Regions from separate parts of the Homo sapiens genome. Here region 2 is linked to region 1. A link is a loop called in an ENCODE intact Hi-C map of the cell type or tissue named here. Cell type or tissue: Caco-2. All regions are shown on one strand. Each heading gives the region's core, and the rest is flanking DNA. Links, peaks and the distances in the headings are about the cores only.

Region 1 (15,707 bases), core at 5,194-9,193:
AGTTCATGACCAGCCTGGCCAACATGGTGAAACCCCATCTCTACTAAAAATACAAAAATCAGTAGGGTGTGGTGGCGGGTGCCTGTAATCCCAGCTGCTTGGGAGGCTTAGGCAGGAGAATTGCTTGAACCTGAGGCGGAGGTTGCAGTGAGCCGAGATTGCACCACTGCACTCCAGCCTGGGTGACAAGAGTGAAACTCCATCTCGAAAAAAAAAAGTTTCTTTTCTTGTTGCAAGCCCCAGTTAAACACTCTAACAGGGCTGATCGAAACCACGGCAGCTGCCTGCCCTTTATGGAGTGTAGGTCCGTGCCCTTGTTGTCAGGAGGGATCTACACAGAGAATAACCCAAGGCGGGTTCCAGCCCAGGGCCCAGATGGCAGCCACTGCAGAAGGCAGACGTTCACCTAAAGAAAAGGTCCCTCCTACGTTTATCATGGAGACCTCCAAGGGAGAGAGACACGTAGGTTATGCTCAGCTGGTCTGCAAGTACATCCTCATGAATAATTCCATAAAATTGTTTCTTAGGGCAAAGTTATGCTGGGCTTGAGCTGGGTTCTGATGCTCGATGTCATCAGAATTTGTTCCTCCAGGCGTGGAGATGAGTGGAGAGTGGAAGAGAAACATTAGGGGTTCAGGTTCCCAGATAACCCTGCCTATTTTAGACCCAAATGCTTCTTTTTTAAAAAAATTATATATATGTATATATATATATGTGTGTGTGTGTGTGTGTATTGTGTATATTTAAAGTATACAACATGATATTATGGGGTACAGATAGACAGTAAAAAGGTTACTATGATGAACCAAAGTACATATCCATTATCTCACCTAGTTACTCATTTTGTTTGTTTGATTTTGTGACAAGGTGGCTGTAGTAGTCTGTTTTCACACTGCTATAAAGATGCTACTTGAGACTGGGTAATTTATAAACAAAGGAGGTTTAATTGACTCACCGTTTTGCATGGCTGGTGAGGCCTCAGGAAACTTACAGTCATAGTGGAAGCTGAACAGGAAGCAAAGACCTTCTTCACACGGCAGCAGGAAAGAGAGAGAGCAAGAACAGGGAAAAGTGCCTTATACAACCTCCGGATCTCGTAAGAACTCACTCACTGTCACAGGAACAGCATGGGGGAAACAGCCCCTTAATCCAATCACTTCCCACCAGGTCCCTCCCTGAACACCTGGAGATTACAATTCAAGAAGAGGTGGGTGGGGACACACAGCCTGACCACAGCAGTGGCAAGAATCTACTCAGCATGAATTCCAAATGCTTCCTTCCCCGCAGTCCTCATGTTGTACACAAGACCTCCAGACACCTACATGTCTACATCTCTCCATGTTGTACACGAGATCTCCAGACACCTACACATTTGCTACATCTCCCCATTCCCCTCGCCCACCACGTCCCTGTAAACCACTGTTTTGTTCTTTCTGTATATTTGATTTAAAATATTTGTTTAGTTTCCACATGTGAGATTATGCAATATGTTTCCTTCTGTGTCTGGCTTATTTCACTCAGCAGAAGGATGTTCTGTAGGTTCACCCATGCAGTGGCAAAATGACAAGATCTCACTCCTTTTTAGGGCTAAATAATATTTCATGATGTGTATGTACCACAGTTTTTTTAAACCATTTGTCTGCCAATAGACACTTAAGGTTTTCTTCCCCCCCACATCTTGGCTGTTGTGAACAGTGCTGCAATAAACATGCAGGTGCAGACGTCTCTTTGAGACACTGGTTTCATGGATTTTGAATCTATATCCAGCAGAGGAAAGGCTGAGTCATATGGTGGTTCTTATTTTGAATTTTTTGAGGAAGCTTATACTGTTTTTCATAATGACTGTACCAATCTACATTTCCACCAACTGTGTACAAGAGGGAAAATTAAAAGCTTTTCCACCAAGATCTGCTATGAGGCAGGGATGCCCACTCTTGCCACTCTGTTCAACATAGCATGGAAGTCCTAGCAAGGGCAATCAAACAAGAAAAAGAAAGAAAAGGCATCCGCAGAAACGAGGAAGTAACATTATCTCCATCTGTAGAGAACATGATCATATGTGTAAAACACCTCAGAGTTCCACAAAATGAAACCAGTGTTAGAACTACTAAATGAATCCAGTTAAGTTGTAGGATATATAAATAATAACCTAGCTGAAAAAGAAATCAAGAAAACAATCCCATTTACAACACATAGAAATAAACAAAATGCCAAGGAATAAATTTAACCAAAGAGGTGAAAGATCTGTATGCAGAAAACGATGAAACATTGATGAAAGAAGTTTGAAGAAGACACAAATAAATGGAAGGATCTTGTGTTCATGACTTGAAATGATTAATATTGCAAAAATGTCCTCACTGCCCAAAGCAATGGACAGATTTAATTCAACCCCTATCAAAATCCTAGTGGCATTCTTTACAGAAATAGAAAAAAAAACTACAATGTATATGGAACATAAGAGACTCCAAATAGCCAAAACAAGAATGAGAAAGAAAAATAAAGTTGGAGGCATCACACTTCCTGATTTAAAATTATATTACAAAGCTATAGTAATCAAAACAGTACAGGACTTTCATAAAAACAGTCTCATGTACCAATGAAACAGAATAGAGAGCCCAGGAATAAATCCAAACATGGATGGTCCACTAGTTTTTGACAAGAGCACCAAGAGGACTCAATGGAGAAAAGTCAGTCTCTTCAACAAATGGTAATGGGAAAACTGGATTTCCATGTGAAAAAGAATGAAATTGGACCCTTATCTTACACCAAACAGAAAAATCAACTTAAAATGGATTAAAGACTTTGATGTAAAACCTGAAACCATAAAAATACAAGAAAAAAACAGAAGCTAAAAGCTCTTTAACATTGGCCTTGGCAGTGATTCTTGGATGTCACATCAAAAGCTCAGGCTACAAAAGCAATAAATAAATAAATGAATAAATGGGACTACATCAAACTAAAAAGCTTCTGCAAAGCAAGGGAAATAATCAACAAAATAAAACGGCAGCCCATGGATTGGGAAACCATAGACCTGATAAAGGGCTGTATGAGTCCATTCTCGCACGGCTATAAAGAAACACCTGAGACTGGGTAATTTATAAAGAAAAGAGATTTAATTGGCTCCCAGTTCTGCAGGCTGTGCAGGAGGCATGGTGCTGGCATCTGCTCAGCTTCTGGGGAGGCCTCAGGAAATTTACAGTCATGGCAGAAAGCCAACAGGGAGCTAGCATATGGCATGGCTGGAGCAGGAGAATGCCAGCACATGGCATGGCTGGAGCAGTGCTGGCATCTGCTCAACTTCTGGGAGGCCTCAGGAAACTTACAGTCACGGCGGAAGGCCAACAGGGAGCCAGCACGTGGCATGTCTGGAGCAGGAGAAAGAGGTGGGGGGAGGTGCCGCACACTTTTAAACAACCAGATCTCATGATAACTCACTCACTCACCATCCCCAGAACAGCACTGAGGGATGATACTACCCATTCATGAGAACTCTGCCCCCAAGATCTAATCACCTCCAATATTGGGGATTACAATTTAACATGAGATTTGGGTGGGACACAGAGCCAAACCATATCAAGGGTTAGTATCCAAAATGTATAAAGAACTCATACAACTCAATAGTAGAAAACCCTATTAAAAAATGGGCAAATGATCTGAATCGCCATTTTCTCCCAAGAAGACATAAAAATGTCCAACAGGTATAGGAAGAGGTGTTCAACATCAGTGGCCATCAGGGAGTTGCGAATCAAAACCACTATGAGATAACACCTCACATCCCTTAGAAGGGCTGTTACCTGGAAGTCGAAAGATAGCAAATGTTGGCTGAATGCTTTTCTTCTGCTATGATAAACGACAGAAGCATGCTCCTTGCTTTTCTGTTTTCGTCATTGGGTACACAGAGAGCAAAGCGTTCTAAAGTGGGAACACACGCCTCTACTTACCACTGATAGAACTGGCATGACTGCCCGATGATCAAGCACACACACACATGAGGCTTTTTGTGTGGATTATTATGGGCAACTGTGAGGTTCCAGAAGAGGGTAATGCACTTAAAAATGGAATAGCGAGATTCACTGAATGAACAGAACAATTTTCTTGGTGGGATTTTCCAAGCGACTGGGAAGCCCCTGCTGCCACCGTGAAGTCATCTTTACTCTGGAGAGAAACCCGGAGTGCGATACAAACCCGAACCAGGCTGGGCTCCTGAGGAGTGTCCTAGTGTGTGCTGCTTTGCAAGGCGAGAGAGCTACACACCTGCACGAGAGAACTACCTCGCCTGTGGTTTTAGGTGGAACATGAAACCCAATTTCTTAATATGCCAAAATGAATGAAGAGCAGGGGAAAAAGCCCTTTGGACACCAGAGAATGGGTGGGGCCCCTGGGAGCATCTAGTCAAGGCAGACAGAGGCAAATTATATCCACAGACTAACCACACTGGAGGAGGAATGACCCTCAAGCATTTCTCCTTTCCTTGAGGTTATCTGGCAATATGGAAATTCATTTGTCTTTCTTATTTGCCACTTAAACCACATAAACAAAATTCCAAAATTATTTTCCTCTTTAAAATGGAAAGTGCTTCTTTTCCCAGAGAACAAGGGTGATTATAGAACAATCCAGGAAGAAACAAAAATTCACACTAATTTAAAAATCAAGAAATTACCACAGTGTGGGGTGACATAAAGTGACTTCGAGGTTGCTTCCACTAATGCAAACACATAGAGCATATCCCCAACCAGAGAAGCACGGCATTAGACTTAGTTGTTGAAGATTCTCTTGGCTTTTCCATATGGATTTTGTAAAATGCTCAAGGGAAGAAATCATGTCTCCTCTGTCTTTAGGTCCTCAGTGCTAAGCACGTTGACGGATGCTTTGCATGTTAGATGAGACCAAGACATTTTTGGTGAATGAATGAATTAATATTGTGTCACCTGGAAGAGGAAACCTGATCTGCATCTATTGTTATGGATTTTTTTGTTGTAATCATCTTTTATACAAGAGTTTTAATATGAATTCTTTTTTATTATTTATTTATTGATTGATTGATTTTGAGACGGAGTCTCGCCTTGTCGCCCAGGCTGGAGTGCTATGGCGTGATCTTGGCTCGCTGCAACCTCTGCCTCCCTGTTTCAAGCGATTCTCCTGCCTCAGCCACTGGAGTAGCTGGGATTACAGGCATGTGCCACCATGCCCGGCTAATTTCTTTGTATCTTTTAGTAGAGATGGGGTTTCACCATGTTGGTCAGGCTGGTCTCGAATTTTTGACCTCGTGATCCGCCCACCTCGGCCTCCCAAAGAGTTGGGATTACAGGCGTGAGCCACTGCACCTGGCCCAATATGAATTATTTCATTTGAATCTTTGCAAAAAGCTTGCAAGGTGTGGCATATTTTCACACCCCTTTTACAGGCGGATAAACTGATGCAGAGCAGAGGGAAGTAGCTTGCCCAGGAGTCCTCTGCTCGCTGCCGACCCTGATGCAGCCTCCCTCCCCTGGGCTGCGGAGCGGGACCACAGGCTCTCCCCAGCCTTGGCTGCCATTATTTTCCTGCCAAGCCTGCACGTCGTCACTCTGGGGAGCACTCTGGCTAATGCACTCTTGGAGGTGTAGACTTAGTCACGGTAGATCTTGGCTTTCTATTGAGCAACAGTCAGTATTCTCATAATAATACAATTTAAAATCTATTTTAAAAAAGAAATACGTTTTATTTATTTTCCAATTGTTAATTAAAATAAATCCATATCACATACAATTTCGAAAGCCCAGAAAAGAAGAGCTAGAATCTCATTATTGGAACACAAATGCACTAATATTTTGGCTTAGTTTCTTCTAGCTTTGTTTTCCTGTGCCTGTCTTTTACATAGTCACAAATGCGGTAAAGGGCATTTTCTATGTTGTGTACAATGATGACCCCAGATCTTAAGGCCTGGACCATATTCTACCGAGTGGAGGTACTCAGCAGAGTTACATTACCCCTACTTTAAGGCTTTCAAATAATTTTTGAACAATTTTTATTAGAAATGGGATTTTGATGAACATATTTTATATGTAATGACGTTCCATACTTAGGATTTTTTCTTAGCTGAGATTCCTCTGTGTGGATTTAACAGGTAAAGGACATAGTATTTCTGTAGCTTTTGCCATCTGTCGTTGGGTACTTTTCCTAGAGCAATTGTTACACCACTGTAATTACAACCGGCGCAGATTAAGAATACAGTTTCCCTGTACCCTTGCCTAGAGAACAGCCTGCGATGTCTTAAAAAGTGTTCCAACCCAGTTCACTGAAAATTGATGTCATTTGTAATCCCAGCACTTTGGGAGACCGAGGCAGGTGGATCACCTGAGGTCAGGAGTTCAAGACCAGCTTGGCCAACATGGTGAAACCCCCGTCTCTACTAAAAATATAAAAAATTAGCCGGGCGTGGTGGGGGGCGCCTGTAGTTCCAGCTACTCAGGAGGCTGAGGCAGGAGAATCGCTTAAACCTGGGAGGTGGAGGTTGCAGTGAGACGAGATTGCGCCATTGCACTCCAGCCTGGGTGAGAGAGCCAGACTCCGTCTCAGTAAAGAAAAAAAAAAAAAAAAGGAGAAGACAATTGATGTCAGAGATAGGATTCAGATTCCATCTTTATTGCTTGATTAGGGATGTTGTGTTTTAATAAAAAGCCCAGGTGTCTGCAAAGAGACAAAAACAGGGACTTTTGTCTTAGGGGTGGCAGTGGGGCCCGGTGGGCAGTGCTGCCTGCATCTCTCTGGAGCTGACCTGGCCTCGTGCCACCCTGCACTGGACCCCAGGGGCACCCCCAGAGCCACCGTGCTCTGCAGACTGCAGCAGCTTCTAGAAGGAGCCTCCTGCCCTGCGTGTTGGACAGACAGCAGGGTCACTGTCAGCCCGGTCACAGCTGAACTCTGCACTTAAGGACTCGGTCCCCGCACAGCCTGGCTCCCCAAAGTCAGAGCACACGGAAACTCCAAATGCTTTGCTTCAGGTCGACACTGAGTGTGAGCCGCCTGTCTGCGTGGGTGGGTTGGACTCTTCCTCCCTGTTATGGCTGTGGGAGTCTGCACCTCCTTGGTGCGGGTGGGGTGCCCCCTGGTGTCCACGCAGGGGGGACGCGGGGATCTTCAGCCTGACCCAGGGCTCCAGAAAGAGGCAGCTGCAGAGAATCCTCCCAAAAACGCAGCAAAAGGCATCCCCTTTCCTTATGAGAATTACAGAGAAATCTCCCAGCACTTACAGCAAATGACAAACGACGCGAGGTCTCCACATCTCACATCCAGCGGCCCCGGCCACCAGGCGGTGACACGCTGTCTGCAGAAACAACCCGGGGCCACACCTAGCCCCTTCCCTTTGCTTCCGTGCCTCCCTTGGCACCTTCTTTCTGCTTCTTTTTAAATTGCTCCCTTCTTTCCTGCAGGTCTGGACTCAGGGAGACCAGGGTTCAAATTCGGGCTCCAACGGTAACATATTTTTCCCTGAGTTTGGAAACGCCCCAGGCTGCACTTTCCTCACCTGTGAGATGAATGTGCAAAAGCATCCACTTCTGGAAACGCCGAGAAGATCAAGCGTGTGAGCACCGCAGCGGACCCAGGACGGTACCTGGCAGGGGCGGCCCCAGGCAGGTGTGAGAACCTCAGCGGGCCCAGGACGGTGCCCAGCAGGGGCAGCCCCAGGCAGGTGTGAGAACCTCAGCGGGCCCAGGACGGTGCTCAGCAGGGGTGGCCCCAGGCAGGTGTGAGAACCTCAGCGGGCCCAGGACCGTGCTCAGCAGGGGTGGCCCCAGGCAGGTGTGAGAACCTCAGCGGGTGCAGGATGGTGCCTGGCAGGGGCGGCCCCAGGCAGGAGTGAGAACCTCAGCGGGCCCAGGAAGGTGCTCAGCAGGGGCGACCCCAGGCAGGAGTGAGAACCTCAGCGGGCCCAGGACGGTGCCTGGCAGGGGCGGCCCCAGGCAGGAGTGAGAACCTCAGCGGGCCCAGGACGGTGCTCAGCAGGGGCGGCCCCAGGCAGGTGTGAGAACCTCAGCGGGCCCAGGACGGTGCTCAGCAGGGGCGGCCCCAGGCAGGTGTGAGAACCTCAGCGGGCCCAGGATGGTGCTCAGCAGGGGCGGCCCCAGGCAGGTGTGGGAACCTCAGCGGGCCCAGGACGGTGCTCAGCAGGGGCGGCCCCAGGCAGGTGTGAGAACGTCAGCGGGCCCAGGACGGTGCCCAGCAGGGGCGGCCCCAGGCAGGTGTGAGAACCTCAGCGGGTGCAGGATGGTGCCTGGCAGGGGCGGCCCCAGGCAGGAGTGAGAACCTCAGTGGGCCCAGGAAGGTGCTCAGCAGGGGCGACCCCAGGCAGGAGTGAGAACCTCAGCGGGCCCAGGACGGTGCCTGGCAGGGGCGGCCCCAGGCAGGAGTGAGAACCTCAACGGGCCCAGGACGGTGCTCAGCAGGGGCGGCCCCAGGCAGGTGTGAGAACGTCAGCGGGCCCAGGACGGTGCCCGGCAGGGGTGGCCCCAGGCAGGTGTGAGAACCTCAGCTGGCCCAGGACCGTGCTCAGCAGGGGTGGCCCCAGGCAGGTGTGAGAACCTCAGCGGGCGCAGGACGGTGCCCGGCAGGGGCGGCCCCAGGCAGGAGTGAGAACCTCAGCGGCCCAGGACGGTGCCCGGCAGGGGCGGCCCCAGGCAGGTGTGAGAACCTCAGCGGGTGCAGGATGGTGCCTGGCAGGGGCGGCCCCAGGCAGGAGTGAAAACCTCAGTGGGCCCAGGAAGGTGCTCAGCAGGGGCGACCCCAGGCAGGAGTGAGAACCTCAGCAGGCCCAGGACGGTGCCTGGCAGGGGCGGCCCCAGGCAGGAGTGAGAACCTCAACGGGCCCAGGACGGTGCTCAGCAGGGGCGGCCCCAGGCAGGTGTGAGAACGTCAGCGGGCCCAGGACGGTGCCCAGCAGGGGCGGCCCCAGGCAGGTGTGGGAACCTCAGCGGGCCCAGGACGGTGCCCAGCAGGGGCGGCCCCAGGCAGGTGTGAGAACCTCAGCGGGCCCAGGACGGTGCCCAGCAGGGGCGGCCCCAGGCAGGTGTGGGAACCTCAGCGGGCCCAGGACGGTGCCCAGCAGGGGCGGCCCCAGGCAGGTGTGAGAACCTCAGCGGGCCCAGGACCGTGCTCAGCAGGGGTGGCCCCAGGCAGGTGTGAGAACCTCAGCGGGCGCAGGACGGTGCCCGGCAGGGGCGGCCCCAGGCAGGAGTGAGAACCTCAGCGGCCCAGGACGGTGCCCGGCAGGGGCGGCCCCAGGCAGGTGTGAGAACCTCAGCGGGTGCAGGATGGTGCCTGGCAGGGGCGGCCCCAGGCAGGAGTGAGAACCTCAGTGGGCCCAGGAAGGTGCTCAGCAGGGGCGACCCCAGGCAGGAGTGAGAACCTCAGCGGGCCCAGGACGGTGCCTGGCAGGGGCGGCCCCAGGCAGGAGTGAGAACCTCAACGGGCCCAGGACGGTGCTCAGCAGGGGCGGCCCCAGGCAGGTGTGAGAACGTCAGCGGGCCCAGGACGGTGCTCAGCAGGGGCGGCCCCAGGCAGGTGTGGGAACCTCAGCGGGCCCAGGACGGTGCCCAGCAGGGGCGGCCCCAGGCAGGTGTGAGAACCTCAGCGGGCCCAGGACGGTGCCCAGCAGGGGCGGCCCCAGGCAGGTGTGGGAACCTCAGCGGGCCCAGGACGGTGCCCAGCAGGGGCGGCCCCAGGCAGGTGTGAGAACCTCAGCGGGCCCAGGACGGTGCTCAGCAGGGGTGGCCCCAGGCAGGTGTGAGAACCTCAGCGGGCCCAGGACCGTGCTCAGCAGGGGTGGCCCCAGGCAGGTGTGAGAACCTCAGCGGGCGCAGGACGGTGCCCGGCAGGGGCGGCCCCAGGCAGGAGTGAGAACCTCAGCGGCCCAGGACGGTGCCCGGCAGGGGCGGCCCCAGGCAGGTGTGAGAACCTCAGCGGGCCCAGGACGGTGCTCAGCAGGGGCAGCCCTCAGTGGATGTGAGCACCCCATGCTCCGGTGCTTCCTCCTGCCAGTCCTCTTGCTCCTTGTCTCAGCTGCGTCTGTCCTCCCGCAGGACGCTCCTGTCAGACACCAATCTGAATGTTTAATTATCATCATTACTATTAAATGGTTTTGTTCTCCTAGCTAACAAATACCACTTTACTGGTGCAGCAGGGTTCTTGCTTGCACTATTGATTATCTAACACACAGAATCATTTGCATGCAGAGGTGGAAGAGACATCTTTGAGCAGCTGGCGGAACCGGCACGTTTGAGAGCTGAGCATTTGGGAAGCTTTTGCGATCTCTTAAATCAAGTGTAGCCTAAAGCTACACTGTCTGCATATTTTAAATTCAACCTACAGGTTCTCTGTAGAGGTGTAAACGGACCATAGCCTACTCTTGCACCAATCACCGAGTTTTGGCCAGTCAAAGGTGGCCAACTGTTCAAACCATGCTCAAACACCACAAGTGCCGAGATGTAACCAATTGGCTGTTTCTGCACCTCACTTCCGTCTTCTGTGCGTCTCTTTCCTTTTTCTGTCCTAAATATTCTTCCACCACGTGGCTGTGCTGGAGTCTCTCTGAACCTGTTCTGGCTCGGGAGGCTGCCTGATTCATGAACCCTTCGTTGCTCAATTAAACTCTGTTAAACTTAATTCTGCTAGAATTTTTCTTTCAACAGGGGCATTGATGAGCAGTTCGCATCAGGGATGTGTTTGGCTCACACTGGCTGGTAACGAGGACCCTTTCCCCTTCACGTGTGGGTGGGAGGAAACCGCAGGTCTTCGTACGCTGCTCATTGTAAGGGCCTGGAATTTCAGGGATGACGATACCACCTATTATGTGGATGGCGTTATTTTTTTGTTCACAAGGAGAATCTTCAACTAATTGTGTGTAATTTCACAGCTACGCTGACGAAGCACGTCAGCACAAGCAAACACAGTCACTGCTGTCCTCCCAGGGTCCCGTAATTACTTTAATATGTGTGCACAATCGCAGCCTGAGAGGACTGTGGGAGGTGCGATCCCATATTTAGAAATGGGGAATCACTAACAACTGTGGGAAACTCTCGAGGACGTCAGAATTTTGGAGAGAGAGGTAAGAAAACAAAATGATGTTTTAATCCTGTTTAAAATCAGTATGCACGTCACAGCTGAACACAGAAAAGGTGATAACATGAAGACTGAAGGGACCCACGATGAGGATACATGAGGAATGAAGTTCGTTTTTCTATTTCTGAACAAGAAAGTTGAAGGGCTATTTTCTAGAACGAAAGAGAGCTGAACGCAGGGATTTCAACTTTTTGGGAAATATAATTGATTAATTTTTTAAAAACTACACTTATTTTTCAAATAATCACAAACCTACAGAAGAGGTGGTAGCACAGTGTGAAGAACTAGATGATGTTCTGCTGTTCAAGAGCCTTTTCATTTCCAGATACATTTCAGGATCAGCTTGTCGATTGCTACCAAAAAAAAAAAAAATACCGTAAGCGATTTTGATTGAAATTGCCTTTTGAAAAATAATTACAAAATTGTAAGACCGATACTACCTAATTTCAAGATGTATTGTAAATGCATGATAATATTTAGATTACCATAATAAATAAGATTTATTGTAAACCTGTGGTATACAACATATTATATACAACAGTGTATCACTGGCATAAAGGTAGACAAATCAACAAGACAGATTAGAGAGTCTGGAAATGGATCCACACATATGTGGACATTTGACTTTCAGAAAGTGTTTAGAGACAATTCAGTGGAAAAAGGATAATCTTTTCAACCAATGGTGCTGAAACTGTTGTATACCTATGTGTTCCAAACGAACAAGCAAACAAAACTTCTGTCCATACCATGCACTATATTTTAAAAAAACTTTAAATGTGTCATAAAACTAAATGTAAAACTTAAAACTATGAAAACTCCTAGAGAAAAGCATAGGCAAAATCATTATAGCATTGGATTAAGAAAAGGCTTCCTAAATATGACACCAAAAGCATGATCTCAAACAAAACCCAACACACATACAAAACCCATATTGTAAACATAAATTACGTAAATTAAAAACTTCTGCTCTTTAAAAGATGCTGTGAGGAGAATGAAAAGGTAAGCCACAAACTGAGAGAAACTAATTGCAAATTACATATTTGATAATGATGGATTTACATCCAGAGAACATAAGGAACTCTAAAAACTCAGTAAGAGAACAGACAACTTGATTAAAAAATGGGCAAAACATTTGAACAGACATTTCCCTATAGAAGATAGGTAGATGGCAGATAAGGACCTGAAAAGATGTTCAACATTACTAGAGATTGAAAAAATGCAAATTTAAACCCCAATGAGGCCTCCATCTATACTTTAACATGGGTAAATGATAAAGAATGACCATGCCAGGTGTTGGCAAGGATGTGGAAAAACTGCAGTTCTCGTGCACTGCAGGTGAGAAAGCAAAATGACGCAGCTATGGAAAATGGTATGGGGGGTTTTTGAAAGATAAACACACCCACCATGTGATTTAGCTGTCCCACCCCTGGGTGTGTACCCAAGAGAAAATAAAGCGTCTACAACATCTGCACACAGATATTCACAGTAGGTTTATTTGTAATAGCTAAAAACTAGAAACAACTCACATTGCCAGCAGTAAGGTCATAGGTAGTAAGCAAATTGTGGTATATTGACAAAATGGAATACTACTCAGCAATGAAAAGGAAGGCACTATTGATCCATAAAGCAGCACAGGCAGGTCCAGAATCGTGACAGAGCAAAAGGAGCTGGACCTCTCTAGGCAATTTGCTGTGTGATTTCATGAGCATACAACTCTGGAAAATGCAGAGTCATCTGTTGTGGCAGGAGGCAGAGCAGCAGCAGTCCTGCATTGAGGGGCCCAGGGAGGATGGGGCAGCTGGGAGAGACACCATGGCCATGGAGAGGGCAACGCTGCCCGTCCTAACCGATGGGCTCATGGGTGTCCAAACGCCAGAGGGCATCAAGCTGCACTGTGGATATGCGGTAAATTGTATGCCTATGACGCCTCCTCAGTAAAGTTGTTAAGAAGTTAAAAAACAAACGAAAGTTACCAGCAGTAAAGGTTTCCCATGTTATGACACTAACGAAAGATAATCAATTTTATTTGTTTTCCATTTTGGTGCCTATTTTCTTTTTCATTTCATTTTGTATTTAAATACATATGTTTCCCAAATCAAAACCATGAAACAGGGAACACTGAGAGAAGTGTCACTTCTGTCCTTATCACCTGCACCCACTTCCTTCCCTCTGCCGAAATAAAAATTGTCTTGGTTTATTTTTCCATTCTTTTTCAAAATAGGAGTGAATGGTACACACACACACACACACACACACACACACACACATACACACACACACATCCCCTTCTCTCTTTTCCAATCAAGGCTGTGGCCTGGTAGGACCATCGCACCCCACTGCTTGGACACACTGATCTGCTGTCCAGGTGATGGCTGAGAGGAGCCCCTGGTGATCTGGAAGGCATGCCGAAATCTGGAGCTGCCTGGGGTCACCAGGCCCAGCTAGTCCCCATTGTTTAGGAACAGAAATGGATGCTTCCTGCCTAGTTTCACTGCTTCACAGCCTAGCTTGGCTTCAGACCCATAGGTTATAAAGACCTCACTAGGAACTTCTGCTTGGATTCCTCCAAAACCAGGATCTCTGCCCAGATCTAGGTGGTTCCTGGTCAGTGCAGGTGCATCCGTGTGGCAGAGCATGGCTGGAGCGCTGCCCTGCAGGTGGGCTGTGCCGCACCTTCACTGGAACCAGAGTCCGGGCTTGCCCCCTACCCCCAAAGCTTATAGCAAATGCACGGATCATGCCACTCTTGTTCACGGCTCTGCCTTGAGACCTAAGGGATTTTCTAAGAGGCTTCGGGAGCCTCATTTCTACTCCTAAGAAGCCAGAATGATGTGAAGTGTGGAAAACCAACTCCATTTCTAAAAGGAAACACATTTACCACATTAGTATCTAACTGTGGGTGACTGGCACTGGTACATTTCTACCTAGTAGCTTACAGGAAATGCATGTCCACCCCCATGATAGCACCTGTGTTCCCAGAATCATTCAAGAAAATGTTATACATTTCCAATGAGAAAGCAAGTCTGCCATTTTAGAACTTTTAGCATTATATTCCTCCCATAAAAATGGCTGAAGCAGAGGAAGTTCAGATGATTATCTATCTATCTATCTATGTCATCTATCAATAGATATGCAATGAGTAAGACAGAGGCAGAGAGAGAGACGGAGATGGAGAGAGAGAGAGAGGGAGATGGAGAGAGAGAGGAAGATGGAGGGGGAGGGGGGAGATGGAAGGGGAGGGGGAGATGGAGGGGAGGGGGAGGGGGAGATGGATGGGGAGAGGGAGATGGAGGGGGAGAGGGAGATTGAGAGGGAGAGGGAGATGCAGGGCGAGAGGGAGATGGAGGGGGAAGGGGAGATTGAGATGGAGAGAGGGAGGGAGATGAGAGGGAGAGAGCATGAGCGATTCTCAAGTGGGCGCCTCACATACTTTCAAAAATGCTTTATTGCTTATGATGTGCTATTTAAAGTGTGTTTCTAAATGTGCCTATTATTAAAAGACATTCTTTGAGAACCATCAAGAACCACCCCCCTTTCCCAGGATGAAAAACATCAATAAAGCTTTTCTTCCTTTGAAAAGTTGGTGGCTGTGATTGGAGCTAGTGCTGGAGATGAAGCCAGGTGTGGGTGATGACAGAGCAGTGTTTCTGGAACTCGTTATTTATATAATAAAAGTATTTTTGTTTGTCTAACGTAATCTTGGCATGTGAAATTGATCTTTGTTTAACGTATTAGGTGGTGTTGAAAACTAACCTGGCTTCTACTGAGACACACTGGTCATGCAGCCTGGAAGGGAAGCTGCCCTTTGCCCTTTGCCCCTCACCCCTCACCCCTTACTGGGCATCTGTGGCTCTGGAATAGAGCCTGTCCTGGGACCCCACAGAGCTGATGGGCGAGACGTGGTCTCCACGGCAGCAAAGGGAGGCAAAGGGGAGAGAGGAGTTCCCCAGCCCTTTCTGTGTCTGCTTAGTTCACATGCAAAAGAAAACATCTTGAGGCAGGAGCGGAGGTAAAACAGCGCCACACAACACACACAACAGGGGGCATTTGCAGCTTGTTAATGCTGATTTAACAGCAATTAGAATGGCATAGATATCTTCCGGGAGGGGGCCATCAAGGCGTTAATTAGAAAAAAATTGAGAGTAAAGAAATACAGGGAGAAAACAAGACATTCTTTAAGAAGCTGTCAACCTGGGCAAGGACGGCCCAGTGGTGGCCCCAGAAGGGGCTTAGAAAGATGGCCCTGAAAGGTGGCCCTGGGAGGTGATTCTTGGGGGTAGCCCTGGGAGGTGATTCTGGGAGGTGATTGTGGGGGGTGATTCTAGGGGGTGGCCCTGGGAGGTGACTCTGGGAGGTGATTCTGGGAAGTGATTCTGGGGGGTGATTCTGAGGGGTGATTCTGGGAGGTGATTCTTGGAGGTGACTCTGGGAGGTGATTCTGGGAGGTGACTCTGGGAGGTGACTCTGGGAGGTGATTCTGGGAGGTGACTCGGGGAGGTGATTCTGGGAGATGATTCCGAGCAGTGATTCTGGGAGGTGATTCTGGGGGGGTGGCCCTGAAAAGTGTCCCTGGGGGATGATCCCGATGTGGCCCTGGGTGTTGGCCCTGT
Region 2 (15,707 bases), core at 5,151-9,150, 91 kb before region 1:
AAAGAATTCTTAATTCTGCCAGGATCACAAGTTTACCTGTCGGGGTGATCTATACAGTTGTGGAGGACTCTTCCATGATAGACGAAGGTCTAAACATGGCGGTGGTTTTAGGGCGTTGTGCTTGTTGAGGGGGCGACGGAAATGGTGAGGAAAAGAGTTCATTCAACACAGCGAGTTTGTGTCACTCAGAATCATGGTGAGGACCTGCAGGCATGCACGTGGACGCTGACCCATGGAGGGAATTGGTGTTCTCTGACCATCCCTTCAGTGCAGAACATCAGTCACAATTTAAGTTCTGTTTAGGTAAACAAATGACCTTTTCCTATGGGGCATTTTCATTTTATAAGGGTATGAGCTCATAGCAGGGCAAATCACTTGGTAGTTAAGACATCAGATGATGGTTCTCAGGGTGGCCCAGGCAGTAGGACAATCAGAGACTTTCAGCTGCCCAGACCCCTCCCTGGACAAGAGATGTGCATGGCGACCCCGGCCCCTCCCTGTCCATGTGACTCTCTTCTCCATGACACTGTACAAAGGAGAGAACGTCCACAGTGACCCAGCCCCCATCAAGTCACCCAAAGCTTGTGGGAAACAACCAATATGGAAAGATAAAAATTACTAAATGCAAAAGCTGCAGGGGAATGACAGCAAACACAAATAAATGAAATGAATGTCTTTAACTTAAACTACTTCTGGCCTCACTGTGTGTGCTTTATGGCTCTATGAGGTCATTTTTGTGCAAATAGGTGCCCAAAATTGGAGTGCGTTCAATTGACCATCCTTCAAATAAAAAGTGAGCGTATCCTAAAATGTAGAGAAGTCAAGCCTTTTTTTTTTTTGAGATGGAGTCTCACTCTGTCACCCAGGCTGGAGTGCAGTGGTGTAATCTTGGCTCACTGCAGGCTCTGCCTCCCGGGTTCACACCATTCTCCTGCCTCAGCCTCCCAAGCAGCTGGGACAACAGGCGCCCGCCACCACACCCGGCTAATTGTTTTTGTTTTTTTTTTTGTATTTTTTAGTAGAGACGGGGTTTTACCGTGTTATCCAGGATGGTCTTGATCTCCTGACCTTGTGATCCGCCTGCCTTGGCCTCCCAAGCTGGGATTACAGGTGTGAGCCACCGCGCCCGGCCGAGAAGTCAAGTCTTTCAGGACATACCTAAAGAAGATAGCATCCATGGTGCATGGAGCATGTGCCTCACCAGGCATCACCATACCCACCACAGCTCATGCGTGCGGATGCCTTTGCTACCCAGGACGGCCATACAAGGAAGCCATTGGGTCAGTCCTGTGCACAAACGGCATGTCAAGAAATTAAATGATTTCCTCAGGGCCCCGCAATTACCTTCAGCAAAGCTGAGATTCCCAGCCTTCTCTCCGCTCCCTGAGACTGACTCTGAATTGCTTTTCTGCTGGAGATGAAAACAAGAACAGAAACAGTGGAAACTAATCACATTTTTAAAAGTTTTACATAACCACTTAATTATAATACGCCTGCCCCAAAAGCACTCCTAACGTCCTAACACATGGTAACTTATTTGTTTAATTTTATAAGTATTTTCAGGGACATGGTGGGAGGGAGAGCATCAGGATAAAGAGCTAATGCATGTGAGGCTTAATACCCAGGTGATGGGTTGATCTGTGCAGCAACCACCATGGCATACGTTTACTTGTGTAGCAAACCTGTACATCCTGCACATGTATCCCGGGACTTAAAATTAAGTTTAAAAAAATAAAGTATTTATGGAAACATGGAGCTCTTTCTCTCTCTTTTTCTACTTCATAGAGTTTTCTTTCTTTCTTTTTTTTTTTTCCAGTACTTGTGATTTTTCTTTAAACCTCAAATATTATCGTCATGGAAGAAATACTCACAGTCCATCAAGCTTGCCTGTCAGGAGCATTTCCACCCTACAGACCAGCCATGGAGGCAGAGTGCAGCCCGGGTCTGTGGGTCACCAGGCCTCAAATGCCATCCCAGCGCCAGTGAAAGTTTGCTGTGTTCCTTTACACTGTCCCCTGTGGGCCTGGCTTCCCTGTGAGAAGGTGAGGACTTGGCTCAGCTCCTTAAGTTCCTGTTCAGCTTCAGGTTAGGACTCTATTAAATAACAACCCGACACCTTCAGATTCCTCCTCTACCCTCCATGAGATCAGCGACTAGCACCTTGTGCATCTCATTTTAGGTGCATTTTTTTTTTTTTTTTTTTGAGACAGAGTCTCACTCTGTTGCCAGGCTGGAGTGCGGTGGCATGATCTCGGCTCACTGCAGCCTCCGCCTCCCAGGTTCAAGCGATTTTCCTGCCTCAGCCTCCCGAGTAGCAGAGATTATAGGCACTCGCTACCACGCCCATCTAATTTTTGTGATTATAGTAGAGATGGGATTTCACCATGTTACCAGGCTGGTCTGGAACTCCTGACCTCAGGTGATCCGCCCACCTTGGCCTCCCAAAGTGCTGGAATTACAGGTGTGAGCCACCGTGCCTGGCCTTGGCTGATATCTTAACGTTCATATGGTACTTTTTCCCAGAGCCTGTCGTGCCCTGCGCAGCTCCCTGACCAACTGAGATCAGATCAGGGAGGTCGTTTGATCCTGTGTACACCACAGCTGACCGCGTGTGCAGCAGGACCCTCGGCATGCTCTCAGGAGCTGCAGTCCGGGAAACACAGGAAAGCTGTCGGCTGTGGTGGAGACTTCAGGCTTAGGTCCTGGGGGGATGGGTCCTCCAGTTCTCCCTCTGGGTCTCCGCGGGAACCCGGGTACTGCCTGTAAAGCCCCAGCCCTCCCCTCACTTGGCTTAAACCGCTGGGCATTTCCTTCCACAGGTTAAAGAGCCCCAAACAAAACACGCATTGAAACCTGCCTCCACAGCCCTCTCGGGCCTGCACAGGGCTGACCGGCACCCCTGGAGCCTGTCCACCTCTGGAAGGGCAGTTGCATGGCTCTGAGCACCGACGGAAACCCCTCGACCTGGAGAGGCCGCCTGCGTGGGGCCGACGTTGCACAGGCTGACCTTGTAGGGCGGTGGGTGGGGGATGCGGGGCAGGGGGCACAGCCCGGGCGCTCTTCCAGTGCTGGTTTGTCTATTTCATGTTGTCCACCCTGTCATCCACCAATTGTTCTTTGGGTCCATTGGTAATAATATCTCCCGCATGGATGGGCTCTTCCCAGAGCCTCGTGGGTGCTGAATGAAGCCCAAGGAATGGCCTTCACCAGACACTTTGTTTTGTTTTTTCTGTTTATAAAAGGCAGGGCCCAGATAGTTTCATTTTCACAGGGACATCTGTAAGCACACACTTTGATTTACACTGGGAAGAGCCAATGGTTCTCATTTACAGAGGGTCAAGCTCCAGGAGGGAGGCAAGGGGACGCTTTGGAAAATAAAGTTCTTCCTTTTACTCCTGTGGGCCTGATGTGCTCTGTGAAGTTCAAACACTGTATCGACCATCTCAACTCTCAGGACAGCATGTGACACCTCCATCACTGGGAGCAAACTCTGTGCAGGAGCACCTGATTCTGCCAGGGCAGGTAAGGAGGTGACGCCCCGCAGAGGCAGGTGATGTCCCGCGGAGGCAGGTGATACGGAGCTCTGGGGAGACCACCAGGGTGGGAGGGGAGAGCGCCAGGAAGGGCTGCTGTGTTGAAGCTGCTCCCATGCGCCCCGAAAGGGGGACGTCCACAGACAGAGAAGAGTGGGATCCCCTGACCACAGAGGCTGCCTTGGGCCGTGTCCCTTCTGGACATACAAATGCCCCATGGGCTGAGCCATGTGTATCCTACGATACCCCAGATATCCCAATAACCAGAGTCCCTGTGGGACAGCGAGTGAGGCTGAGGATGAACAAGCTTTGAAGCCTTTTTGAAAAACTACTAGCTCTCAAAACACAAAGTGCATTCAAACAAGAAGTTAATTTGTTATAACTTTTATGTTATAAAAGTGGATTTTTATGTAAGAAAAGGTAAGGATAAACTTAAATTATCCTATAATTGTGGCTATTTACTTGAGTTCAAACACTGAAAAGAAAATGAGAATTTCCTCTTTAAATTCCCTTTTCCCACGTCCTTCCAGGAAATTCACTCTCAGAAGCATGTTCCACTCAAGCGGACTTGGCCTGCGCTGTGAGTCAATGTAAAGAGGGTGTGTTGGCTTCGGCTGGTTGACCTTCAGAAGTCGGAGAAGGCCAAAGTCCCACTGAATAAACTGCAGATGAAAGAGACTCATGGGTCCTCAGAAGGAGGCATATGGCTGCTCTCGGGATCTTGACTTTTGAAATATTTGTTTAAAGCAAACACTTGCAGTGGCCGTGGAAAGCCTCCCGTTTCCTCTGGACCCTCAGCCTCTCCCTCGCAGGGCACCGGGCTCTCTCCCTCGGGGACAATGAGGCGAGAGAGGCTTTTGTTTATTCTTCAGGAGTCTCTGAGAGTTCACAGTCATGTTAAAAATTAACCTGGGGCCAGGCGCGGTGGCTCATGCCTGTAATCCCAGCACTCTGGGAGGCCAAGGCACAGGCGGGTCACCTGAGGTCAGGAGTTCAAGACCAGCTTGGCCAACATGGAGAAACCCCATCTCTACTAAAAATACAAAAATGAGTCGGGTGTAGTGATGGGTGCCTGTAGTCCCAGCTACTCAGGAGGCTGAGGCAGGAGACTCACTTGAACCCGGGAGGCGGAGTTTGCAGTGAACCGAGGTCGTGCCACCGTACTCCAGCCTGGGTGACAGAGTGAGACTCTGTCTCAAAAAAAAAAAAAAAAAAAAATTAAGAAAAAGAAAAAAGAGACCAAGCATGGTGGCTCATGCCTGTAATCCCAGCACTTTGGGAGGCCGAGGTAGGCTGATCACCTGAGGTCAGGAGTTCAAGACCAGCCTGGCCAACATGGTGAAACCACGTCTCTACTAAACGTATAAAAAATTAGCTGGGTGTGGTGGCGAGCACCTGTAATCCCAGCTACTCAGGAGGCTGAGGCAGGAGAATTGCTTGAACTTGGGAGGCAGAGATTGTGGTGAGCCAAGATCACGCCACTGCACTCCAGCCTGGGCGACAGAGTGAGACTGTGTCTAAAAAAAAAAAAAAAAAAAAAATTAGCCTGGGCTCACACCAGCCTTGGGCTCCGCCGCTGGGCTCTCCTCAGAGTCCTTGGTCACACGGGCTGACACTTTGCCGAGTCCTGGCCCCAGGCCCAGAGGGACTCACCTTGCAGGAAGGGAGGGCCTCCTGATTCCGGATCCCACAGTCTGGAATCACCAGACTGGGGCAAATCCATCTTCTGCCACTAAAACTTACCAGCATCTTAAAGCCCAAAGTGCCCTTTTATCTGTATTTGCAAATACAAGCTTATTATTTTCTAGAAAGAGACTCCTTACAACGAACAAAGTGCAAAGCAGTGTCCATATTTTAATAGGCCTGAGCCTCAGGTGGGTGATGCCTGCATTTCAGGCTCAGCTCTGCACTTGAGCTGTAAATATGCGTTCCTTGAGATTAAGACGAAAAGGAAAACCGTCCGACAAATGTGTTTGGTGGATTATGACACCATGACGCGTGGCCTCAGTTTCCTCACTTTGAAAAATATCCTTCAAGCAGCACAGAGCGGGCGGTTTGTCTCACGCTGGAGAAGGAATTCAGACGCAAAGCTCGCCGCAGCCTCAGAGGGCAGGCGCACCAGGCTCCTGGGTTCTCTCCGTGAAGGAAACTGACGAAGCCTTCCCGAAGGCTGATTTCTAACTGCCTGATGCTTCCAACGAGGTGGAGCTGTGGGCACAGACTCCCCTGAAAAGCTGAAGACACGCGCGGAGAGTGGGCACTGGACACTGGTTTCCAGCCCCTTAGCCTGGTGCCTTCAGAGACCGCGCCCCACCTCAGGGCTCGGCTGGCAGCAGGAGCCGGCGTGGAACGGCACAGACGCCGGTGCTGGGGGTTGGGACGGGCGGGATAGAGCCTCAAGTCTGTCTGCGGCCTGAGGCCTTTCTGTGGGCTGCTGCAGACGATCACTGCCAGGTGGAGAAGAAAGCCCAAGACAAGCTCTGGTTTTTCTGCATCTCTTATTCCCAAACTGATGTATATTTAGCTTCAGAGTAGCTGAACCTCCTCCTCCGCCCCCCAGCCCCCATCTCCCTGTTAGAAACAATCTGTGGGACCTGAACATCCTCCCAGGGTCTAAGACCAGGCTCTCTGCTGAGCCACACTTTGAGAACAGTGCTGTAATTAAATACACACGTGTATTTTTTTAAAATAACAAAATATATTTAAAAACGTATTTTTCCTACCTATTCCCTTGTAATGTTTCTCTTTAGATGTGAACATAATTAAATGTAAATTTGTTTTACTCCATTTTTATTATCCAAGTGTTTTTTACTTTGTGATTCTTTAAGTTCCTTAGATTTATAATTATAAAGTTGTTAAATTTTCTGTTAAATTTATAAACTATATTTGTCTGGCTTGGATATTAAATATTAATACAGAGAAGCCGAACTAACTTTCTTAAGAAGAGGTGTTGGGGCCCTTAGAACTGTTAAAGTGAGAAAAAAACTGTAATAAGCAATATATTCCCCAACATTTTAAAAGTCATTAATTTAATTATGCAGACACTTTAGGTTAGTGCTGTTGGGATTCTCCGAAAGGCGCCCACGTGAACCAGCGCCCCTCACCCGCAGCCCACTTGTCCTCAGCCCTTTCCCTCCCCAGTCTCCAGGATTTTAAGTTGTAAATTACTTGAAACGTGTGCATTCACCACCAAGAGAAAACACAAATGTTCCTCCACACTTAGAATACTGTAAAGGAGGGGAAAAAATTCTAAAAACGTGAGGGATAACTGAAAAAAAAGTGATGAAACAGGCCCCAGAACGCATAACGCTGTCCAAAGTACACCGCTGGCTTCTGGCCACGTGACTCTCCCCATAGCAGTCACAAAACTGTGGGGCTGACTTTGTTTTCCTGCGTGTTGTCTATTTTGACTTACTCACAGCTGTTCGTGGCACATGCAGACGGTCGGAGAAGAGGCCTCCGTTCCTTCCTCGCCTCCTAACCACCGGTGCCCTGACAGATCCGCCTCCAGCTCATGAAAGGGTCAGGTGTTGGGACTTGTCTTTGGAAACCATATAGCACTTTCCACCTCAAGTGATTTTTTAAAATCTACATGACAGGCCATGTAAAAAGGCTCCTCATACTCTGGGCAGTCCCTGCCCCTGTGTGCCAAGCCCTGACATGCTGGTTGGATGAGAGGATTGCTAAACATATTTACCGAAGTGCTGTGGAATTGAAGGCATTTGGGAAGATAGCATGCAGGAAAACTGTCTCTTCAAACACCGATTGATTAGGGGATTAGGGATGGGCCCACCTGAGCCAGATAAGGAGCTCGAGGTGCCCGGCCCACCCCCCAGGCCAAGCGACTATCCTCCTGGGAGGCGCTGGACTGACACCCTGGCTCACATCCTTCCTCCAATTCTCCCTCTGTTTTAAATCCCAAAGCTTTCCTGCACCTTTACACTGCATTTTATGCTTTATTACCTTCTCAGCCCCTTTTTCCTGAAGGCAGAGAACTGTGCTTCTGGAAGAATCCTCCCTTCCTAACACGAAGACCCCCTGGGCATCAGCAGACCAGGGCTAGAGACGTCACTAGGTGGCCGTCTCAAATCAGGGATAGGAGCTTCAGGCTCCGTGTTATGGGAGGGGCTCTGGTTGCGACTGTCCCATGTGGATCATGAAGGATGTTGACCCGAGACAATGCTGGACATGGTGAGGAACATGTGGGCACATCAGGAAACGCTGCGGCCCCCCCCCATCACACACCGGAGCCTCTGTGGGACCCCTGGTCGGTGCATCCCGGCACTCCGCTCCCACCTGCTCTCTGTGGCTTGAGAGGAGACGGAGATCTGAAGACCAAGGCTCTTTCCCAAATGCCCCAAATCTAAAGGCAAAAGTGTGCAGGCTGGTGGTTGTGGATGCGTGAAAACCCGACAATGGGATGGCTACATCTGGAATTCATTCTTCACTCTCCTTCCCACCCTTCTTTCCATTGTCCTGGAATAGACGCGACCTAAGTGGATTCAAATCTATACTAGGATTTAACATTCTCCATGGATCAGAAGTGATGGTTTGTTGGAGGAGACCTGATGGGGTTAGGAGCTGCACATTAAAGATGTTTTGTGTCTGGAGACTGACCCGCTGTCAGCAAACTTTGGAAGGTCACTGTGAGTGGGGGACAGGTGAGACAGAGAGGATGGAAGCTTCACCAGTGCAGAAGGGTCTCCGTAGGGGATTGGCTCTGCCATGGCACCTGACACCCTTGCAGGAACCCACATCGGCCACAGGTCAGGCTTGCCGTTGCCTGGCTGGTCATAGCAAGTGGCGTGTGACCCTTGGACATTGTGGGAGGAGTAGCCTCCTGCTTTTAATGAGGGTGGGAGTCTCCACCTCACCCCGCAGGAGACAGCTGCAGGCTTCCAATCTGCTGCTGGAGAATGGGGGGACTTCCCGACAGCAGAGCCTATGGCTGCTCATGCAGTCATGGGGTAACTGAGTACCCCCCTTTTTCTAAGAGGTGGTTTATAATTTTTTCCCTCTCTCTCTTCTTTTCCTTGGTTGCTCACTTCCTATTAAGCCCTTCAGAAATGCAAATCTAGCCTTTCACCTCCTCCTCACCAGACATTCCCCGCGGGCAAGTTCTTCTAACCCTGTGTGCCCAGACAGCTCTCTCCGGATTTGCAGAGGAAAGCATCCCTTCCAGCTAGCTGCCCCGGATTTTCCTCCACCAGAAGCGCATTGCGAAAGCAAGCCCCTTTGGCCACCTTTACAACTTATTTCTGCCCAAGTCACCAAGAAGGTGCCACCTCAGATGTCTGGTAGATAAGGCACCAGGCTAGCAGAGGGCCCCTGCCCTTAGCTTAAAAAAGAGTTCACTTTCTGCTGCAAAGGTGAAGCAGCACATTTAAAGGCAGGATGTCTTGTGCCCCTTCCCCAAGTTATAGCTTCAGAGTAAATTCACTGTTTTTGTATCAGAACTCACTCTTGTTGATGGAACTCTGCATGCGGCGAGCAACTCACCTGGTTTTTGGTTACAGTGAAGCGGGGGGGGCTCTGGTTCCGTGTTGTCTTGTGGGACCAGAGACACAGAGCTTGCAGCATGCCATCTTGCTTGTGTGCGGTGTGTGCAATAAATGTTAAAACCACAGGTGCTCTCGTGTCCAGGCCAGGCACATCTCTGGAAGTGTGTGCACCCAGCCTAGCAGCTGCTGCTGCTGCGGGACCCTCAACCACTTGACATGGACCCTCGACCACTTGACAATGCCAATTCTCCAGAAACAGACCTTCAGATTCAGTGGAATCCCTCCAAAGAATCCACAGGTGATATTTTTTGGAGGGGACAGGGAGAGGGACACACGTTTTAAAATTGACATGGTGACTCCAGTATTTGAAGATGCATGTTGAAATGTACAGGGCCAGTTACAGACAATAAATGATCTTAGATCACAAGGTCGGAAGTCAGACTCTTCCGTGATGCAGGCTAGAAGACAGACAAACAGATCCGAGGCAGGGAACCAGAACTCCAGAAACAGACCCCCCACGTCCCCTAATATATGACAGAGTGATCACTGCAACAGATTGAGGAAAAGACAGTTTCAAAAACACTAGGGCTGGATCAATTGTGTATTTTTAGGGGAAAAATAAATATTTTCTTTTGCCTCAAACTACCATTCCGAAAGTTGATTTCATGTAGATTGAAGGTGTAAATGTGGAGGGTAAAACACTAAAGAATCAGGAAGAAAACACAGGCCTGTCTTCAAGAAGATGGGCAGACAAAGATTTTTAAACATTATTTTTTATTTTAAGTTCTGGGTACAAGTGCTGAATGTGCACGTTTGTTACATAGGTAAACATGTGCCATGGTGGTTTCACGCACCTCTCAGCCCATCACCTAGATATTAAGCCCAGCATCCATTATCTATTTTTCCTGATACTCTCCCTCCCTCTGTCCCCTCTGACAGGCCTCAGTGTGTGTTGTTCCCCTTCCTGTGTCCACATGTTCTCGTCGTTCAGCTCCTACTTAATAAATGAGAACATGTGGTGTTTGGTTTTCTGTTCCTGTGTTAGTTTGCTGAGGATAGTGGCTTCCAGCTCCATCCATGTCCCTGCAAAGGACATGATCTAGTTCCTTTTTATGGCTGCATAGTATTCCATGGTGTATATGTACCACATGTTCTTTATCCAGTCTATCATTGATGGGCATTTGGGTCGGTTCCATGTCTTTGCTATTGTGAATAGTGCTGCAATGAACATATATTTGCATGTATCTTTATAATAGAATGATTATATTCCTTTGGGTGTATACCTAGTAATGGGATTGCTGGGTCAAATGGTATTTCTGGTTCTAGGTCTCTGAAGAATTGCCACACTGTCTTCCACAACGGTTGAACTAATTTACACTCCCACCAACAGTGTGAAAGTATTTGGCAAAGATTTTTTAAATGGGACAAAGAAAGCACTAATCATAAATGAGTTTGAAAAAAATGGAACTTTATGAAAAATTAATAATTTGTGTTCATCAAAATACACTGTTAGGAGAGGAAGAGGCAAGCTCCGCATAGTGAAGGCAACTTGCAGTCCATGCATTCAGTAAATACCCACACACCAAGAATGTAACAAGATTTCCTGCAAACTGGTAAGAAGGCAAACCAAAAGAAAATCTCAGCAGAGAACTTGAGCAGAAACAGCGCGAGAGAGGCTGTCCACACGGCTTGCAAATACATGAAAAGGAGCTCAACGTCAGCAGTCATTAGGGAAACGCAAGTTAAAACCAAAATGAGACAGCAGAATGTCGAACATCAAAAGACCAAATTTACAAGTGTGGGAAATGCTGATCAACAGAACTGTGCATGGCCAATGAGTGTCCAGTCCTTGGCCTAGAAGGGCAGGGCTTAGGCTGGGGAAGATCAGTGGAAAGTTGAGGGCAGCAGCCAGGACTGGGGGTGGGGAGAGAGGGGAGTCCCTCCAGAAGGACCTACAGGGCCTAGCACTTCTTATGTGGGATGACAAGGTGCTGGATTCCTGGTCTTCTGCCACACTTGAAGCCATTTGTAGTGGTGGAGTCATGATGTTTATGCATAGCTTATTTGGTTAAAACTCATTACACAAAGGCAAAACCAAACAGTGAATGGGAGGGAGGAAACGTGGGCTGTGAAAATGACACAATTTTCAAGGAGTTTGCCTGGGGACAGAAGAGAGACCAGGGGGAGGTAGAGCTGATGCAGAAGGTTTCAAGGACAGTGAGGGAGATCCCAGCCCTGAAGATGGTGACAGAGACCCCAGCCCCAGGGACAGTGAGAGGGACCCAAGCTCCAGGAGGGTGAGGGAGCCCCCAGCCCCTCTGGTGACTGCGATGCAGGAAGGAAGAGCTGGATCTCCCAGGAGGCCTTGGGTGAGGGTCCCTGGGGTGTGCTGGGCTCTCAGGAAGCACTTGAGGGGAGAGGTCTGTCAAGCATGTGGCCAAATTCTAGAGTGAAGGGTTAGGGGGACATGAGGGTTAGGGGGACATGAGGGTTAGGGGGACATGAGGGTTGGGGGGACATGAGGATTATGGGGGACATGAAGGTTGAGGGGACATGAGTGTTAGGGGGGACAGGAGGATTATGGGGGACATGAGGAATTGCTGATTTGGGGCAGGAAAGTGGAAGCTCTGAGCCAATTACAGCTAACATTAGAAGGATCCGCACAACATGCCGGGACCCCAGATCCAGGGACACGGGCGAGGTGTTTTGTGCCCGGCCTCCCTGGTTCCCACTTCTCCCTGGCAGGCTGCGGGCAGCAGGCTGCGGTCCTGAGAAGCGGGAGCCGTGTCCATGCTGACACCCGTGCTGTGCCTCCTGGAGGGAGCCTCGCCAGCCGTATGGCAGCATGTGTGACGGTCTGTGATTCTTTTTCCTAGGGTCCTATTTTCCCTCCCTAGGAAAAACACTGTCCTAATAAATTGTCCTACCTCTTCCCTGGTTCTCTTATTTAAGAACTCAGGGGCCAACTCCTCAGGCCATCTGTTTTGTGCCTTAAGAATGTGAGCATCAGTGAACATAGTGACCCTGCAGTCCTCACTCCCCACCCCCCCTTTTAAGCAGCCGCTCTGTTCAGCACACCACAGGATCACATGCACACACCATGTGCACACACCCTGCACACCACACACACACCACGCACACACCATATACACACACCACACACACACCATATATACATAATACACCACACCCCACACACCATATACTCACACCACACACACACCATACACACACCATATACACACACCACACCCCACACCATATATACATAATACACCACACCCCACATACCATATACTCACACCACACACACACACACGCATCACACACACCATATAAATATGCCACACTGCACACACCAGGCACACCATATATACACACATCATATACACCAAACCACACACATACACCCCATACACATCATATACATCACACCACACATACATAATACACACTCCACACACACGCCACCCTCCTCTCACACAACATATAAGCTACACCACACACACTACACACACCATATACACCACTGTAGATACACGTAATATGCACACCACACACACACACTACATACCCCACACACAGCATGTATACCACACCACACACACACACACACACAAAACTCAGACCATACACACGCATATTACACAGAACACACATACTCGACACACAACATACACACAGAACACACACACATAGTACACACCATATGCACACACCACAGATACACATAATGCACACACACTATACACCCCATGTTGTCTCACACACATGCATCGTCTCAGGGCATGGCCGCTGTGGGGGACCAGCGAGTGGCCCCCCATCTCACAGCCTCCCGAGTGGGTGCTAGCTGTCCTAGGAGGGGAAGCTGTCCTGTCTCTGGAGGCTCCGTGCCAGGGATGGAGGTGCCTCCTGCCCCCGGCTCCTCTGAGTGGGTGCCCCACAACTCCCATCAACTGCGGTCACAAAACCCCACACAGGCCAGCCCTGCCTGACAAGCTACAGGTGGGAACTCTGCCAAACGACACAAAACACAAGCCGGCATCACAGGTCTGGTCAATAGAGGTTCCTACCATTGACCCTCCAGGAAAAAACAAACCTCTCATCCAGATCTCAGGCTCCCACGCACCCAGTCCACGTGCCCGAGGGACTGCTCTCGCTATGGGATACAGAACCCAGATCAATGAGACTGCTCCCTCCTGCCAAGTGCATGGGGCTTGTCCTTGATTCTAGGGTGAGGGGATTTAGAGTCGCCTGTCCCCATCGAGCTGGGCTTCACTAGGTAGAAAGCTGACATTTTCTCTGTACTTCGTAAAAGGAGGTGGCCACCCTCTGGGAGGGTGCAAGACGCTTTGTCCACATCTGCCTTCACCTTCCTTCTTTTTTTTTTTTTTTTTGAGACAGAGTTTCACTCTTGTTGCCCAGGCTGGAGTGTAATGGTGCGATCTCGGCTCACTGCAACCTCGCCTCTCGGGTTCAAGTGATTCTCCTGCCTCAGCCTCCAGAGTAGCTGGGATTACAGGCATGTGCCACCACGGCCGGCTAATTTTGTAGTTTTAGTAGACACCAGGTTTCTCCATGTTGGTCAGGCTGGTCTCGAACTCCTGACCTCAGGTGATCCGCCCGCCTCAGCCTCCCAAAGTGCTGGGATTACAGGCGTGAGCCACCGCGCCCGGCCATTTCACCTTCCCAGTCCTTCCACTGAGAGGACCTGTGCTCTGCTTGGGCTGACCAAGCAGCCAGACAAGGCAGGTGAGACTCAGGTGCTGGAGGACCAGGGCCATACACACATGCTGGAATCCTCGTTCCCTCTGAAATCCCTGGGCGGCCGCCCCCTTCCCACCCAGGTACGCACACAGGGCCACGCACACATGCTGGAATCCTCGTTCCCGCTGAAATCTGCCTGGGCGGCCACACGCTTCCTGTGCAGGCTGCAGGGACCCAGAGGACGGTGTCTTGCCGAGGGATCCTCCCTCCCTCCAGGTACCTCGCCCCGGGACAGCAGAAGTGAGAGACAATCCGAGCATATCCATGTAATGTGGAAATGCTGTACTATCACCCATCTAAACAAAGCTCGGAACTGTCTGCGCCCCAGGACGGGGTCCCAGCTGGCCCAGGAGAAATCGCACTCACAGGCCCAGCAGAGCCCAACGCCAGCGCTCAGAATCCCACAGTGTCTAGACACGCACAGCAGCAACACGGAAGCGGCACAGGGACAGCCCCAGCGGTGGCGACCCAGCTCCACAGGCGTGTGGCAAATGCAGGCAGGCCTGGGCTGGCTCGGGTGGGCTGAAGGCGAAGGCAGTGAAAAGACGTGGCTCTGCCCCTTTTATTGACGTGATATTGATGTCTGTTCATATCGATGCCTCTCAATGGAGGCATCAGCAGTGGCTCCAGGAGACAGAGTAGGTCTCTTACTTTATTGTTTGCTGAATGGAATAAAATACTGGACTTCACACACATGAGGTCTGCATTCGCTTGTCTACCACACACTCCAACCCCAGCTTGTGCACTGCCCTCCCCAAACATCCTTAAACATTTAAATGTTTCACCCCTAAAACAAAACACACAACCACAGGTAAAGCCCTAGAGGAAATCCCTGAGAGATGCTCCGAGAGCTGCTCCTGGCTTTCTGCCTGTGGGGACCCAACACTCCTGCTGGAGGCGGTCCCTGATTGACAGGAAGTGCCGGGAACGCGTGTGATGCGGTTTGACTAGGAGTAGCCCTGCAAAGGCACTATTCTACAAGCTGAAAACTAGTCTCTGCTTTCTTTTAGAGGCTGGAAAACCTTTCACTGAAAGTCCAGCCAATTGTCTCCTGCAACTCTTTGCCATTCTAGAGAATTTTTCATAGTCGTCTAAGTTTAAAAGCTGCAGAAACCAGCTTATTCATGTCCGTGCCGCCCTGTTGAAGCTGATAAGAGATAAACTCCAGCAGGCGCATCTCGCCACCTTTCATGGGGCAACTTAACTGCTTGGCTGCTGGAGCAAACACACAAAATTAGTTTTGGAATGGACAAAGCACAGTAAATCCTGTTTTCTTCGGAGCCAAAATCTCACATTTATAGTAAATGTGTTTTTAAAAACTAAAATGAGGTGTGAAACCCTCCTTACACAAAAAGCTTACAGAAATTCGTCTCACAGTACTGCATGGGAGATTTAAGTGGCATATTACACGTCAAAATAGAATATGGTGCCGAGGAGGTTCCTGTTCGATTTCCATGAGAGCTGTGACCCTCTACTAAGCATCCAAGAAGTCTTCACGCTTGGCTTGTCTGTCAAATTAGCAAGTCTGTGCAGAGGCTTAAGAGGGGGAAGGTATTTCCACTAAATCTCTTATTTATATAACAACAGTTTTGACATTCCTGCCATGACATCTTTTCTTCTTCAGGGATTTTCCTGTAAGTGATAAACTGTGGTGTGATTTGCAAGGTGTTTGCTCCGGTTCTCCTTTCACCAAGACGCCTGAGCCAAAGCCCCTGGCCCTCTGTGTGAATGAGTCCTACACTGGGACGGGTTCTTTAAAGATTTCTGCAGCCCACAGAAGGGGGGCCTGGACTTCTGTGTGGGGAGCCACCCCCACAGCCGCCCTTGGGCTGATGCCTGAGGAGCTAGGCCTGGGCCTTGGGGACCCCTGGCTTCCAGGAGGAGGAAGGTCCCCACCGAGAGCTCT

What was found. Hi-C counts contacts between places; a loop is a spot of excess contacts. Peaks named below come from ENCODE experiments on the same cell type or tissue, not always from the same donor. Only the 100,000 strongest peaks of a DNase experiment are listed, where the experiment ranks them.
Region 2: it touches region 1 in a loop (6-fold over the local background); 1 of 110 quality-filtered maps calls a loop at or near these places.

What each region holds. Positions count from the first base shown.
Region 1 is chr6:168,349,035-168,364,741 of GRCh38, forward strand. No RefSeq gene overlaps it. Among named protein-coding and RNA genes, the nearest start is that of DACT2, 37 kb to the left of the region's middle. RefSeq lists an enhancer at 9,311-10,290. In Caco-2, for the core only: a CTCF peak has its summit at 7,074 (motif pointing left); a DNase peak (open chromatin) is centred at 7,057; H3K4me3 peaks cover 259 bases.
Region 2 is chr6:168,257,849-168,273,555 of GRCh38, forward strand. It overlaps LOC101929420 (a long non-coding RNA gene), which reads left to right. Exons shown (of 5, transcript NR_110870.1): 2 at 1,020-1,528; 3 at 1,817-2,042; 4 at 2,820-3,522; 5 at 4,064-4,730. Among named protein-coding and RNA genes, the nearest start is that of DACT2, 54 kb to the right of the region's middle. RefSeq lists an enhancer at 15,299-15,707. In Caco-2, for the core only: no CTCF peak of the experiment used is centred there; DNase peaks (open chromatin) are centred at 6,923, 7,273 and 8,311; H3K4me3 peaks cover 227 bases.